Linked DNA regions of Mus musculus: region 2 is linked to region 1. A link is a contact called in ENCODE Hi-C data. All regions are on one chromosome and are shown on one strand. The core of a region is the stretch at or near the end of the contact, and the rest is flanking DNA. Distances in the headings are between cores, read along the strand shown. Region 1 holds the start of Scml4 (Scm polycomb group protein like 4). Region 2 overlaps Scml4 (Scm polycomb group protein like 4).

Region 1 (3,168 bases), core at 366-2,865:
AGGTAATTGCCACCCAGTAGCTGTTACTCAGATCGACTGAGCCACTTCTACCAAGCAACAAGCACACAAAATGTTCCATAAAATACTGTCTAAATCAGGCACCTTCTCCTCTACAGCCATCTCCATACTTCTACATGTTCTCCAGACATTCCGTTTTGTTTTGTTCTTAATGAGAAAAAAGTCTTGAGGAGGGAAAGACATCTATGTCTCTTACCCTTCAAAAAAAAATGTTCCTTAGTTGAGAAAGGAATTAAAAACATGGAACACACAACAACCACATCTGGATCACTTTTCAAGCATCCCAGCTACAAAGCCCCATTTCTCAGAGAGCTGCTGATGGTCCTAGCCCTCTTGAGAAATGTCATGACCCTAGAAAGACAACACAGCAAGCCGCCACCTCTGGCTTATTGTCGAAAATAACGGCAAGAACTTAGACTCAAGCGCATCAATGATGAGTGAAAACTGCTAACTCAGCAGCCATACCCACTGGTCCTGTCCATCCGCAGAGCAACCTGTAGACGACACCCGGGGCTGCAGGCAGAATGAGTGGAAGCTATTTGGGGTCACATAGGACTGTGTGAGGGGAGGAGGTGACTTTGTCTTTGAACTTGGGGAAACTCCAAACATTCCATACTAACCTGTTAGTTATTTCCTCCTAAAAAAACTAATAGCAGGAACTTGCAAACAATTAATACTCTCCTTATCTATGACTGGTACATCAGCAACCAACAAAAACACATGAAATATCCCATCTGCAGCATTCAACACAAGTAAATAAAATTCAATTTGAAAACAAATGCTTTGATGAGTGCTTATATCACAGCCAATTTTAATAATCAATTTTAGGTAAATATTTGTAACCTAATCCATACTACAAATTTTAAATTAATAATACAAAATAAGACAAAATTATTATTAGGAAAAAAACCATATTCATGTTTGAAATAATAAAAAATTTGCACATATTTACATATAGACTTAAAGAGAGGTTAAGTGTATACATGTCAAAAATGGTTATAAACTGTGTTTTTACTTTAAATCTCCCTTTGATATATAGTTAAAAAAAATCAAACATTATATTTTGCATGTTAGGATCCGAAGTTTACCCACCGGGCTCAGTAGTTTTAGCACCAGACACTCGTGCATTGCCAGAGAGGCAGGCATGCAAACCCTCCCAAATAAACTAAAGCAGGTAACCTGTTGTGCCGCCAGCCCAAAGAGAAGGAGCCATACAATGTACCACAGCACACCCGCCAGCATGCGTCTCCCTTACCTACAGCTTGGTCACAGAGCCCTGACCAGGGTGTTGCTTGCTGAGGTCTGGAGTGGTGGCTTAGAAGACAGGTGACTTCCTGCACACACACTGCGAGTATGGCACAAGCTATCTTCCACCCGTGTGCTACGCCTGCCTCACAGCTAGTCGCCAGCAGCCCAGCTCGCCGCCGCTGCAAACATCTCATTAGACTAATGCATTCAGTACAGGCAGAACACTCGATTTACCATAGCTACAGCAGTGAATTTCCATTACGATGACAGCTTCAACCACATCATGTCCGGAAAACCAGCCAACCGCTGGCTTCTAAAGAACACACACACATTTTACATGCAGAAAGCGAGGACTCTGTGTGTGTGTGTGTGTGTGTGTGTGTGTGTGTGTGTGTGTGTGTGTGTGTGTGTTATTTCTTTCCTCTGTACAGACAGACCAGCTAAGAGAAATACACAGCACAGCTTTTTGTGAACAGCAGCCGCCAGGTAATGATACTTCTGCTTCTTAGATAGTTACTTCCTTGTAAGAAACTGAATTATGTCACAATAGTCAGAATGGGTGTTTCCTGCATTTCAGTTTTCATTACCCCTCCTCCGTTGCCATAGAAACCAGACTGTAACATCATCTCTTTGTCCCAGTCTTGCAGCAGTGAGGGCCACACCAGGCTTATAAGACTGTTACGATCTGACAAGGCTAATGTTTGGCTTTGGGGGGAAAAGAAGAAGAAAGAAAGAACAATGGTATACCAACAGAAAGCCTGTGTGTTGTCAGAGGTGTGGACCTGTACTGATGACACACTGTGGCTGTACCTGTTAGCTCTAAAGCTGCCTATCCTACGTTTAATCCACATCTGTGTGTGCACATCTGGAAGTGTTTCTCCATGCCCAAACACTCTTGGGACCTGCCTGGGAAAGGGCTGCTGTCTCTCCTCCATACCCACTGCCTGTCCACTAAACCAGTTTACACCAGAGAAGGTGCCTTTTCTCCTCCCTTCTTTTTATAAAGTGAGTCGAGGTTTTCTGCTGCTGACTTGACTCATCTGGGGAAATGGGATGTGTCTCAAGTGTGTCTTATAAGATACCTGGTTTACAAATACAGGCTGTCTACCGGGTTTGCTTTTAGGGACAGGGAGCATGCTTGTAGCCAGGACTGACATTAAACTAATTTGGAAGGTCTGGGTCACAGCTTAGCCAGTTACTGAGTATGAAAAATTAAAAAGGACCTACAATTTGAATGCATATGTAGTGTGAAGTAAATTTGTCCCCTCAAATTAAATAGATACAGGAAATTGATGTTTTTTTTAAGTCAAAGCATTATCCTTACTAAGAAAGAAGGAATTCCCTGGGTGGCATGTGTCCTTTCTGCCTAGGTCCGCTGCCTGCCACAGCCCTGACTCCTCTGCCCCAAGGTGGTTCCCAGGCTGGCCGGGGCCTGGCCCAGCTTGGATGGCAGTCTCCATTCCTACCAAGTGCCATAAAGAGTCAAAAATTTGTACCAACAGTGTAGTATGTGTCCCCTTTGACATCCAAGGGAATCAAAGGCTGATTAGTGAAACAAGATTGGCCCATAGAAGCTCTCAATAAATTTCTATTTTATGAAAGATACAGACAGTTTGGCCCAAGTAGAAATTATTAGGGTTATGGGACTGGCTTTGGACTGAAATTCATGATGTAGAAATGGAAAAGTAACACGTTCACAACAAAGTGCAGACTCACGCTGTTAAGGAACGTAGATGGGAAGAGACATAGAGCTCTCTCCTCATGGGAAGAGGCCTTAGGGGAGGCGGTGAGCTGCCGAAGACAGCATCATGGCTCGCCACTGACCTACAGCAACCCTTTTGGACTCGTATTTAAACTATTGAGGGTTTTTTCCTTTGGAAATAAATATGTTATAAAACTGAA
Region 2 (3,168 bases), core at 417-2,916, 34 kb before region 1:
TGAACCATCCTACCACACTCCTGACCACCTATGTGTCACCCACTGTGCAGAGCACTAAAGAGATGAAGATGTACCCAGAGTGTTGGTATTCTGTCTGGACTCCATCCCCACAGTTACCTGGCAACAGACAGGTAGGCCTGGCCCACTATAAAAGGGGCTGCTTGCCCCCCTCCTCTCTGTCTTATTCCTGCTTCTCTCCCTTGCTCCTTTCCCCCTTGTTCCCCCTCTCCCCATTCCCCTCCCCCCTCTCTCTCCATGTGGCCATGGCCAGCCTCTACTCTCCTCTCTGCCTTTCTCTGCCTCTACTACTCTCTTAACTCCCCTCCCCATGCCCTGAATAAACTCTATTCTATACTATACTGTCGTGTGGCTGGTCCCTCAGGGGGAAGGGATGCCTTGGCATGGGCCCGCTGAGGCATCCCCTTCCTCCACACCTCACTACACCCCCACAGAACAAATTCTTATATTTATTTATCTTTTTATAATTACAACACGGAGACCCTCAGGGGTCCCCTGAGGAAGGCAGAGCACCCCTACATGTCCAGTGAGTCCTACTGACATATTTGGGTGTGCAAACCCAGCACAGCCCACTGCTTGACCACCCCATCACTAGCACAGCTTCTCTCTGTGATGGTGAGTCTGGATCACACCCACAGGTCACCTGAAGAGAAACAGACCCTGCGTGACCTCAGGACACACTGGATAGTGGCCAGTAGCCAAAATGACAGTATGAGTGAGGACTACGCCTGCCACAGACTCTGTGGGAGTGGCTCCTTCCCTCAGAGCGCCCTGCTGTTGATAGGCTATCTACTCCCCCGGCCCTTGACCATGACCTTCATGGCGTGGGGACTGTCCTTGGTGAACAGTCACATACAGGACTGAGTCCACAGCACCAACAAGGCAACAGAGAGAGGATGAACACACACATGCTAATCTTTCTCCATTCAGTTCTCACGGTGAGACTCTGAGGCCAGCACTATGAGAAGCCCCTAGCATACGGAGCAAGCCTGTCAAACGTTTACAGCAGAGCTAAGAAGGCTCCTGTTCTGGGACCATCAAACTCAGCTTAAGACAACTGGAGGATATAACTGCCACCACCTCACGTGCCATGTCTGAGCTGGATGAAAATGATGTGACTTCTCCAGGTCAGGCTGTGAGCAGGTCCTTAACCAACACTGACAGCGGTGGGGGTGAGGGGGTGGCAGAGCATGACACAGCTGCAGGCTTCCATTCTTAGTTGCCAAAGGAAAGGTCAATAGAGGACAAGACAATGACTCCTTTGTCCAGTGTGCTTCCCAGGGTGGTGGAGTCGACAAGCAGGGCTTGGGAGTAGTGCAGGTCTCCTCTCTCAAAGGTCTCAGGGTAGCCTCAACTGAGTCTGTTCTTCATGAGTTTGCTTTCTGAAAGCCCATATCTATATGAATATTCACTGGACACTTAGGCATTCGTGGGGCACTCTGAGGTTGTGTGAGGCAACTGGGCAAGCCTTCCTGCAGACAGAAAGATACACCCACATGGTTGTTTAAGGAAGAGACTCTGTCCTTCCAGTAAGAGCTGGAAAGACAGCCTGGAAGAGCAAAAGGTGCCAGAAGCCAGAAACAAAGATGGACTTAGCCTGCTCCTTCAGGAGCCTGGGAAATTAGCCAACCAGACGGCACTGGAACTACTCAGGAGCTGTCTTGTTTCTGTCTAGTAAGAAACAGACGAGAAGCAGCAGGACACAGGACGGGATGGGAAGCAAGAGGTAGGGACCGGACACGAGGGGACAAGAGTGGAAACCAGACACGAGGGGACAAGAGTGGGGACTGGACACGAGGGGACAAGAGTTGGGACCAGACATGAGGGGACAATAGTGGGGACCGGACACTAGGGGACAATAGTGGGGACCGGACATGATGGGACAAGAGTGGAGACCGGACACAAGGAGACAATAGTGGGGACTGGACATGAGGGGACAAGAATGGGGACTGGACATGAGGAGACAAGAGTGGGGACCAGACATGAGGGGACAAGAGGTGAGACAGTATGAAGGGTCCTAGGTCCAGGTGGAGACAGTCATCACAGCTCAGGGACTTGTGAAGTCAGATTTTGCTAGCCTCAGACAAAATGAGCTCTGGGGTACAGCAAGAGTCTGTGAATAGGTCTGGGGAGTTTTCTGGGAAATCAGGAGAAGAAAAAGGAAAGCACATTTTCTCCCAACTTCAAAGCAAACTGGACTCTGTGTGTGACAATTAATCGTTTCAGAACTACCAACAGATCCATGACAAACACTGCTAGAAGATGATGCCTTTGTTTATAATGTGTCACTGGCTCCAGAAGGACTAACCCCCTTCTAGTTTAAGGGTTAACCAATTAAGATTTACTTGAGAGAAAGAACAGGGTAGTTACATGGAGGTCGGAAGCATGAATTAACCCCAGACTGTTGACAGCTGCCCAGCATTTGACAAGCTGTCTCAGAAGTTTCCGAGACAGATATTAAGTAGCATATGAGCAGGAGGAAGATGCAGTAGGGTAGAGTTCACGACTAATGAGCCACACCCAATTTGGGTGACATCACAGCTCTACAGGTTGCCTCTAGCCACAAGCTTCTGGTTTCTGGTTTAGTTGTCAGCTTCTGGGAACAGGGATGAAGGTTTGGAAGGCAGACGTGCCAAATAATGAGCTTGGGAGAGGTGTCCAGTGCTACAGATCACAGAGCTGGGATTCAAAAATGTTTTATATGTGGAGACAAAATTAACTGAGGGAAACTCAAAGATACCCTACCGTCCCAAGATGTCCAACAGAGCCAAGACAGGAGAGACTTCCAGTGTGAAGAAGATGTAGTGGGGCCGGAGAGATGGCTCAGGGGTCTTCTTGATCATTTGTTGCTCTTCAAGAGTACCTAGGTTTGGTCAATCCCCAGTCCCCCCATGGGGGTTCACAACCAACCATAACTTCAGTCCCAGCCCACCTGACACCCTCTTCTGGCCTCTGTAGATAACAGGCATGCATGGGGTATACCGACATACATACAGCCAATACACCCAGAGACATAAATACAAATAAATAAATCTTTTCTAAAAAGATTTAAGAGTTTTAGTTGAAAAACAAAAAACAAAAACTAGTTCTGACTATGACCTAGGCCATTTGATGGAGGAGCCTCTGGAACTAAGACCAGAGTCCAGCTAA

Evidence for each region. A loop is a pair of places that touch in the nucleus more often than their neighbours do.
Region 2: a loop to region 1 is called in a map of v-Abl transformed pro-B cells, with 2.3 times the contacts of the local background. The contact joins the enhancer-like site here to the promoter of Scml4 in region 1. A Hi-C loop is called at or near these places in 6 of 37 maps with a recorded cell type or tissue (T-helper 1 cell, T-helper 17 cell, mature B cell and 2 more).

The regions. Positions count from the first base shown.
Region 1 is chr10:42,858,959-42,862,126 of GRCm38, reverse strand. It overlaps Scml4 (Scm polycomb group protein like 4), which reads right to left and starts at 1,615. Exons shown (of 9, transcript NM_172938.3): 1 at 1,274-1,615.
Region 2 is chr10:42,892,534-42,895,701 of GRCm38, reverse strand. All of the region lies in intron 1 of Scml4 (Scm polycomb group protein like 4), which reads right to left. Among named protein-coding and RNA genes, the nearest start is that of Gm34006, 25 kb to the right of the region's middle. Within about 2 kb of position 1,666, at least 1 of the 3 ENCODE cell types and tissues checked has a DNase peak (open chromatin) inside an H3K27ac peak, as active enhancers do.